Linked DNA regions of Homo sapiens: region 1 is linked to region 2. A link is a contact called in ENCODE Hi-C or POLR2A ChIA-PET data. All regions are on one chromosome and are shown on one strand. The core of a region is the stretch at or near the end of the contact, and the rest is flanking DNA. Distances in the headings are between cores, read along the strand shown.

Region 1 (3,973 bases), core at 1,362-3,861, 93 kb after region 2:
GAGGGGGAGGTGAGGGAGGGGCTCCAAGGGATCGTCCCATAAAAGCCAATGCAAGGCAGGTGGGGAAGGGAACAGCAGCTTCCACAAGCCTTTTTCATTCTGTGCTGCAGTCATCTGCCTGGGAATCTACTCATGGGTGGGAGGAGGTTTAGGGCAGACCCCTGAGAGGAGAGCGAAGGGGAGGGGCTGTGTAGCAGGTGCAAGCAAAGGCTACAATGCAAATTCTCAGGAAAGCCTGAGGGGCCAGGCTAGAGGGGCAGTTGTGCAGCATATACTGGGAAGACAGAGAGGGGTCAGCAGCTGGCTGAGGGGAAGGGGTGCAGGAGGAGAAGGGAGGGAGCCCTTTGGGGCGGGGTTGGCCAGACTATGGGAAAGGCAAGTGGTAAGTTTTGTACCTCTGTGATTCCCCTACCTCTGCCTTTACTAGAAGGAAAATTTCCCATCAAAATCCAGTTATCAAGCCAGGACGGGAGTCCTTTCTGTGCACACCAGAGCATCAGCAAAAGAAGGGGCGTAGCCTTTCCGTGAATGAGTCCTCAGCTGCCTGCTGAAATAAATGCTGCTTTTACAACCTGTCAGAGGCCTGTGTTCAACGAAATAGAACACCGCAGTTCAACACCCCCACATCATACCCTCCCCTAAATTTTTATTCTTCTGGATCCAGTTCTAACAAAGAAGCAGTTAGGATTTTTAAAAAAACACCTTTCAAATTTGTCACTTTCTGCACCTCCCTTCCTTCCCCGTGGGTCCTCTTGCCTTTTCCTGACCCAGGATACTGTGTGTCTTACTCTGAGTTGACAAGAATGCATTAAACATGTATCCAGCCAGCGATTTAGGGAAATTGACGATCTTCTGGGGCTTGTTGTGTTTGGGGTCAGATGATAATATTGCCCCTTAGGTTAAATCCAGACAGCACTGAGGGATCTCCAAGCTGGTACGGTGCATACCCTCAATCGACAGGAGGCGGATCTGCACAGTGGCACAGCCCTGCTGCTCCTAAACCTAGAAGGCTTGGATCCAAATGACTTTATGTAGTGATTAGGGTAGAACGAAGAGCATTTAATAAGAGACTTTACAAAAAGTGCAGGTAGCTAACAGAAGAGCGTTACTTTTGAAAGCTGCAGGCTTCATTACATTCCAAACCAGCCAGCTCACCAGGCAACCACAGCCCAAACTGGGCGAGTGACTTTCCTAGGGTCACGCAGTTAAATATTGAGGCCTCAGAAATAGAACACCCAGTCTCTGTCGTTGTCAGACCACCTCCACGCAGAACACAGGCAAGAATCTAGCCCAGTAAAGAGCTTCAAGAGGTGGCTCACCCCTGTAATCCCAGCACTTTGGGAGGCCGAGGCAGGCAAATCACCAGGTCAGGAGTTTGAGACCAGCCTGGCCAACACAGTGAAACCCCATCTCTACTAAAAATACAAAGAATTAGCTGGGCGTGGTGGCAGGCACCTGTAATCCCAGCTAATCGGGAGACTGAGACAGGAGAATCTCTTGAACCCGGGAGGCAGAGCTTGCAGTGAGCTGAGATCCTGCCATTGCACTCCAACCCAGGTGACAGTGCGAGACTCCATCTCAAAAAAAAAAAAAGAAAAAAAAAAAGGCTTCACACATGAGTGTTGTCTTGTGGAGGGAAAATGCGGGGACTACGAACATTCTTCAAAATCAGAAAGTCTTCTTGGTTGAGGAGGAACGTGGGTCTCTGTTGAACGATGAGGTGCACCATGACTGCACTTTCCAAACTGAAATCAAAACATGTGTGTCCTTATGGGAACAATGGGCAACCAGAGTATGGGAAATTAGAGCTGTCTCAAAAAGTCTGGCACTTACTGTCTTTGGACATATATAAGCTTCCAGACTTACGTGTTTTGCTATATAATTGACTTACGGCTTGAACATTGTTTTAACCAGGTGTCTTTACTCACTCAGCACCACTCTTGAGTTTCATAAATCACCACATTTAATCTTCTATTACAGCGAGATTAAATAATTTTCTGAAAGAGTAAACATCCAGGAAGCTGCAAGTCAGGATTCGAAACTTCGTCTGCCTAACCCCACATTCTGCACTCTCTGTTAGTCTGTGCTGCCTTTTGAGAAGCATTTTTTTTAATTGGAGAGATGTTTCATTGCATGTTTTTTCACATGCAGAAAGGAATTTATTCATGTCGAGATTTAGAGGATCATAAAATCACCGAACCTTAAAGAAAGAAGGACTTCAGAGTTCGTTGATCTCAACCAACTTGTTTTGCAGATGAGGAAGTGAGGCCCAGCCGGGCAGTGACATTGGCCAAGGTCAGGCTGCATTGAACCCAAGACTCCCAGCGGAGTGTGCCTTCCACTCTGACATGGGAACTCCTTGGGTTTAAAACCAGTGACCATGGTCAGTGGGATAGTGGCCAAAGGCTGCCAAGGTCACCAGAGTCTTCTGTGGGCTTTGTTTAATGTCTTAACTCCCACTCCCATCCCCCATCCATATTAACTACCTTTTAAAAAGATTGAAATCATGCCTGCCTACCTCATGCAAAGTTAAAGGTCTACAGAGATCTAAAAGGCATGAACTACTATTTGTGATACTTATCTTCACAAAAGAGTTTATAAAAACAATTTGAGATTTCTTTTTATGAAAAGAAAAGACACGCACACACTCACACACACACACACACACACACACACTCCTCACCATCATAACACGATTATATTTAGCGGTTAACCAGTGCCCTTCCACCATCTCCCTCTGTGAAAACATGCTACCATACACTCATCATCTTACATATCCTTTTGAGTTTGCTTTCGCTTACCATGGTTACAAATATTTCCCCATGTTTTCTTGGTGATTCTAATTACCGGACAATATTTCACTGAATGTGTGTGTGTGTGTGTGTGTGTCTGTGTGTGTGTGTGTATACACACACATTTACTTTAATGGTTTACTATTATTGGACTACTTTTGGAAGTAGTTGCACAGCTTTTTATGTAGCTTTTTATTCTCTGAGATTGTTTCATTCAGACAGATACTTGAGAGTGGGAGTAGACTTCCCTTTTTCCTCTTGATACATGTGTCACGCTGTTTTTCAAAAGATATATAAGAATCAAAATGCTACCTTTGGTTGGAGATGGGCAATCCATCACCTGGTTTCCTTTTGAGCAGTAGTACCAGACACCAGATACACGCAAAATTCATTTTCTCTCTCATCAGAACTTCTGAATGTTTATCTGTCACTCTGTCAGCTGAGAGAGTGTGGGTATAATTCTATCCTTTTCATCCTCCCTCTGTATATCACTGGATGTTTTCTTTCTCTGGTAAGGCTTACTGTGTATGTTTCCTTCATTTGCAGACTGTCACAAAAACATTTTTGAAAGTAGGTGGAGGTGCACATGGAAATGGAAGCTTTTTCTCTCACTTAATCTTCGTAAGATCCGAAGTGGTGGCAGAGGGTACCCCTGTATTACAGCAGAGGACACTAGATCCTCAGAGGTCAGCAGCCTGCTCATGGTCCCATGCAGGGCAGAGGAAGGAAACTCCCATCCAGGCCCTGTGACTGCATATTTAGCATCTTTTCACAGCCCCACAAGGAAGTGTAATTGTGTGCCCCCACTGAGATCACACATGGCTTGACTATCTTGGTCTGCTTTGGCTTACATGATAATCCTGTCCTCAGGTTAAAATCAGGCAACAATTGGACCCTAACAATTTCCATTGAGAATGATTGTTTCAATATGAACTGGGACTGCGTGTAACCTACATGGACACCTCTTGAAGACAAGGCAAATTGTAATGATCTCCAAACCAGCAGCAAAAAGTAAGGACTCAACAACCAGGTTAGGGCGAAGAAGGATCATTCTTTACAAAAAAAAAAGTTGCCTTGCTGTACACGTCATCATTGCTGATGGTGGAAGGAACAGACAACTGGAAGTTGTACTAGGCTTGCCTGTCCTGGCAGCTTTGGGAGACTGGCTGGTTATGAGGAGT
Region 2 (3,906 bases), core at 477-2,976:
TGCCAACGAAAAAGTCCTGAAATATTCCACGCCTTTCTCAAATACTCACAGAAACACCCAGAAGTGGCACAGCTCACATGTTGGTGGACACAGGCAAGGATGGGGAAATGATGAGTCCCAGTGGTTCTAATGTTGGATGTCACAGGGCTGGGGGTTTAGCTGGAGCCAGGGAAGTTGCAGTGGTTAGAGGAAGTTGGGACAGGGGTTTAGAAGCAAATTATCTTGTGGTTTGGCTGAATGTGAATGTTGGGAAAAGTCAAAGAGGAGCTCTGCATCTTACTGCTCTAGCGGACATGATTTCCATTTTATTTCTGCATCTTACAGCCAACCCCTGAGCCTCTAATCTCAGTGACATGCCCATTTAAGGGAGTTAGGATATAGGGTGGGGGAGGGGAGCTGGCCTAGACCAGAGAAGAGGCTCTGAAGACCAGAGATAGGTAAGTGAGAGTGGGAGTCTGTTTACAGATTGTCTCTCATCCACTGTGATATGTTAATTTTTCTGAGCATCTTTTGATCAGATAAGCAAATCTCAGAAGCACAGCTCTTGTTCTGATTGCTTTAGGGGCATCACTGTACCTCTTGTGGTTAAACATAGTAGCCTGTGACACCAGCCCTGGAGTGGAGTGTCTGGGCTGGGAGGATGAGAAGGTAAAGCCTAGAGGATTTGAAGAGGACAGGGTCAAGGGTTAAAGGACAGGGGTTAGCAGCAGGCAAAGGCCCAGGATTGAAATATTTGCTGAAGGCTGACAGGCAGCAGAATAGAGGCAGACAAGTGGCAAATTCCTGTTTTCTCCTCTAATTGAGAAAATATTTTGAGTGGTATTCAGTCAGACTACATAATGAGTGGGGGTGGGGCTGGAAGTGGAAAGAAAGAATATGAATGAGCAAGAATATTATTAAATTACTGCAAGAAGCCAAAGTGTGTGCAGAGTTCAAGGAGCTGTATGAATGTGCCCTCCTTCCTTGCTTCCTAATTTGGGATGCACAGCATTCATTTCTTCACTCACTCATTTAGCACATGGTCACTGGCAATGGGGGTTTACTTTCAAAGGAGGGTTTAGTAGCTGCCCATAGAGTTACCATCAGATAAATGTAAAAGGGGCCAGTTTTCTCTCCCAAGGCTAGGGAGACACATAAGCAGGTGATTGCAACACGTGAGACTCCCATCTTGATGCTGTTATTGTTCTTTTCTTTTCAACATCTAAATCTGGTAATCATCTGTATCTGCTCACAGTTTGGGGAATAATTTCATATAATTTCACATCTAAGAGAGACTATAAAGTGATTCCTGCACTAAGTCTGGCTATCCCAGGGCCTCTGTTCTTAATGAGTTACCTGTACTGTCCAAGGAATTGTGTAGCAAAACTGGGTTGGGGGGTGTGTGTGGAGGGGCAGAGTCTGGGTTTGGGGAAGTAGTTAGGAAACAAAGCAGTTATGTCTTGACTCAACCATAACCAGCCTGCCCTTGCTTGAAAGATTCGGCTTTCATATTTTAGGAGCACAGGTTCATTTTGTTTTCTAGGCTGACAGTGAATAGCACTGATGGTTTATTCACCAGGACCTTTCCTGAATTATAGGGGCATATAGCTGGGAAGGCCTTTAGGGTCATTTTGCCAATAGGAACCCACAGAAGTTAAGGGACATCCTCCCGGTGCTATGTGAGGTTGTGGCAGAGCTGGGACCTCCTCCCCCTCGGCCCCCTGACTTCCCAGCGGCTCTGGGTGTGCTGTCACCTCTTCCAGGAAGTGATGACTCAGATTATTTTCATCAACATACCTCCCCCCTCCAACTCCGTTTTCTTCCCACAGCCACCAAAGCCAATAATAGACTAAGGCAGTTTCAGTTTTAGACAATTTCCTTTTTTACTTAGAAATCTATGGTTAGAAAAGGGTGTAGGGTGGTAATAGTGGCCAGGGGTGGGGAGGGAGGCATGAGAAGCTTCAAAGGGGATGGGCATCTCCTGGCTCTCTGGTGGCCTGGATGGAATTAGAACCAAGAACTTTCATATGACCTTGAGTAGATCTCTAAAAGATTCCTTCCCTCTGAAGTTTTTTGACTTTTAAGTTCAGAAGGGAATTTCCTTTCCACCAATTCAGGGACCATTCCTAAAGCTTCATGAAACCCTTACATAATTTTTAAACTTTAACAACTAACTCATGTGAGTTGTTACACATAGCTTGTAAGTGACATTTCAAGCCTTCTTGATTTTCATTCCAACAGTTCTAGATACATAATACATTCTTTTCAAGGAAGGTAGGGACTTTGTTTTGTTGTAGTAACTAAAGCTGGCAATCATTGAAAGAGATTATGAATAATCAAATAATAATACTTATCTCTTGAGTTCTGTATGGGAGGCACCAATCTAAGCCTACTACCTGCAAATGTATATGTAATCCTCCCCAAAACTCTTAAGAGGTAAATCTTACTGTTCTCATTTTGCTGATGAGTTAACTGGCATGGGGAGGTTGAATAACTTGCCAAATGACATCTAGAGAGTATATAAAAGAGGTAGTGTTTGAAGTCCAGTTAGTCTGATTTCAAAGTTCATATTCTTAAACACAAAGCTATATAGGACCGCCTCCCATTTGCAGATTAGAAGTCATAAACTGTAATAATATTACTTTCAAATTTCATCACGTGTTTGATTCTAAGTGACATGAACTTGAAGTTTATTAAATATGTAAAGTACACAAAGACTTCATAAAGGCCCTATTTTTAATAAATGCCTCAAGCCACACAACTGTGTGCTTCGTTACATAATTTGTTTTTGTAATAATACGTGGAGAAGAGCCCAAGATGAAAGGGCTGGCTAGATTATTGTGTGTCAGTTGTGCACACACTCTGTTTCTGTTTTTCATTCTGGGATCAACTGGGGAGATAAATCCATTTGCCATTGATCTTACCATCGTGAGGGTGGAGTGGTTATCAGAGGATCCTGGAAAGTTTAAAGCATTATCCAAATGCAAAATAAAAGAGGTGGACAGCTTTTTATTTTTTTTAACACTATAAACATGTTTCAGTTTTGCTGTTCAGACTCTTCTCTCTGAAGTCCTTTTCCATAATGTTCGTTTGGGTAACTAGCATTGGAACATTTGGATAACTCAGTGTTTGAGCTCTCTGGATGAGTTGCATGCATTTGACTGAAATATTTGATCACTGTGTGTGTGTGTGTGTGTGTGTGTGTGTGTGTTGATACCCAAATAAAACAAACTCTTAAGGTTTTACTGTCAGTGTCCTTATTTCTGTCTCTCACTTTGGGGTGAGAGATTAGGATAAGTGATATCTGCAGAGGTTCCTGTCTTGAGGCAGGGCCTTCCTTCTCATTTGAAAGCATCTTAAGGATTTGTTGCTGAATGCCTATCTTCCTGTGGTTCACAAAGACGCATTCAGATGACATTCTAAACTTGCTGCTTTCACGGCAGCCTTTTCAGTGAGTGGCCAGCATCACTTTTCAGTGTGGGGGGATGGACAGTAGGTGGACACTGTCTATGTATGAGCCCTGTAGTAAGTTGCCAACTGAATGGTTTGAGATGTCCAGAATGTTCCCTTCAACCTCAAAGGAACAACAATCATTTACGCAACCCCTACTGTGTCTTCACCAAGCTCTCAAAACACCTTAAATATGAAATCTCTACCACCATCATAAAATCAGATTCTCGAAGGTGAAAGAGAATTATCCTGAGTTTCCTCACAGACATTTAGCCAATCTCCTTGGTGCTTTGTGGGTGGCCTTTCTATTGTTGAACACTTCTGGGCTGAGATGCTGCTTCCCTTGTTGGGTCAAAGTAATCCAACAAGTAATTCTTCTTATAGCCCCCACTTCTTGGTCTTATCTAACCCTCAAACACAGAAGCTGTGCTAGAGAGTTAGTGACACTTTGCTCAGAACCCAAATTAAACCCAGAGC

What was found. Hi-C counts contacts between places; a loop is a spot of excess contacts on that map. ChIA-PET counts read pairs that join two places held with the same protein, here RNA polymerase II (POLR2A). Pooled maps may share reads with other maps.
Region 1: a map of endothelial cell of umbilical vein shows a loop between it and region 2 (2.2-fold over the local background). The contact joins two enhancer-like sites. A Hi-C loop is called at or near these places in 4 of 168 maps with a recorded cell type or tissue (GM12878, aorta, endothelial cell of umbilical vein and 1 more), 15 of 37 single-sample maps with no recorded cell type and 15 of 50 pooled maps. POLR2A ChIA-PET finds 5 or more read pairs at or near these places in 9 of 52 experiments (B cell, BJ, Caco-2 and 5 more).

What each region holds. Positions count from the first base shown.
Region 1 is chr18:44,816,105-44,820,077 of GRCh38, forward strand. All of the region lies in intron 2 of SETBP1 (SET binding protein 1), which reads left to right. Among named protein-coding and RNA genes, the nearest start is that of SETBP1, 140 kb to the left of the region's middle. Within about 2 kb of position 2,612, at least 4 of the 41 ENCODE cell types and tissues checked have a DNase peak (open chromatin) inside an H3K27ac peak, as active enhancers do; they include B cell, where a contact is called at or near this core.
Region 2 is chr18:44,724,030-44,727,935 of GRCh38, forward strand. All of the region lies in intron 2 of SETBP1 (SET binding protein 1), which reads left to right. Among named protein-coding and RNA genes, the nearest start is that of SETBP1, 45 kb to the left of the region's middle. RefSeq lists enhancers at 1,305-1,354, 1,485-1,674. Within about 2 kb of position 1,727, at least 21 of the 41 ENCODE cell types and tissues checked have a DNase peak (open chromatin) inside an H3K27ac peak, as active enhancers do; they include B cell, where a contact is called at or near this core.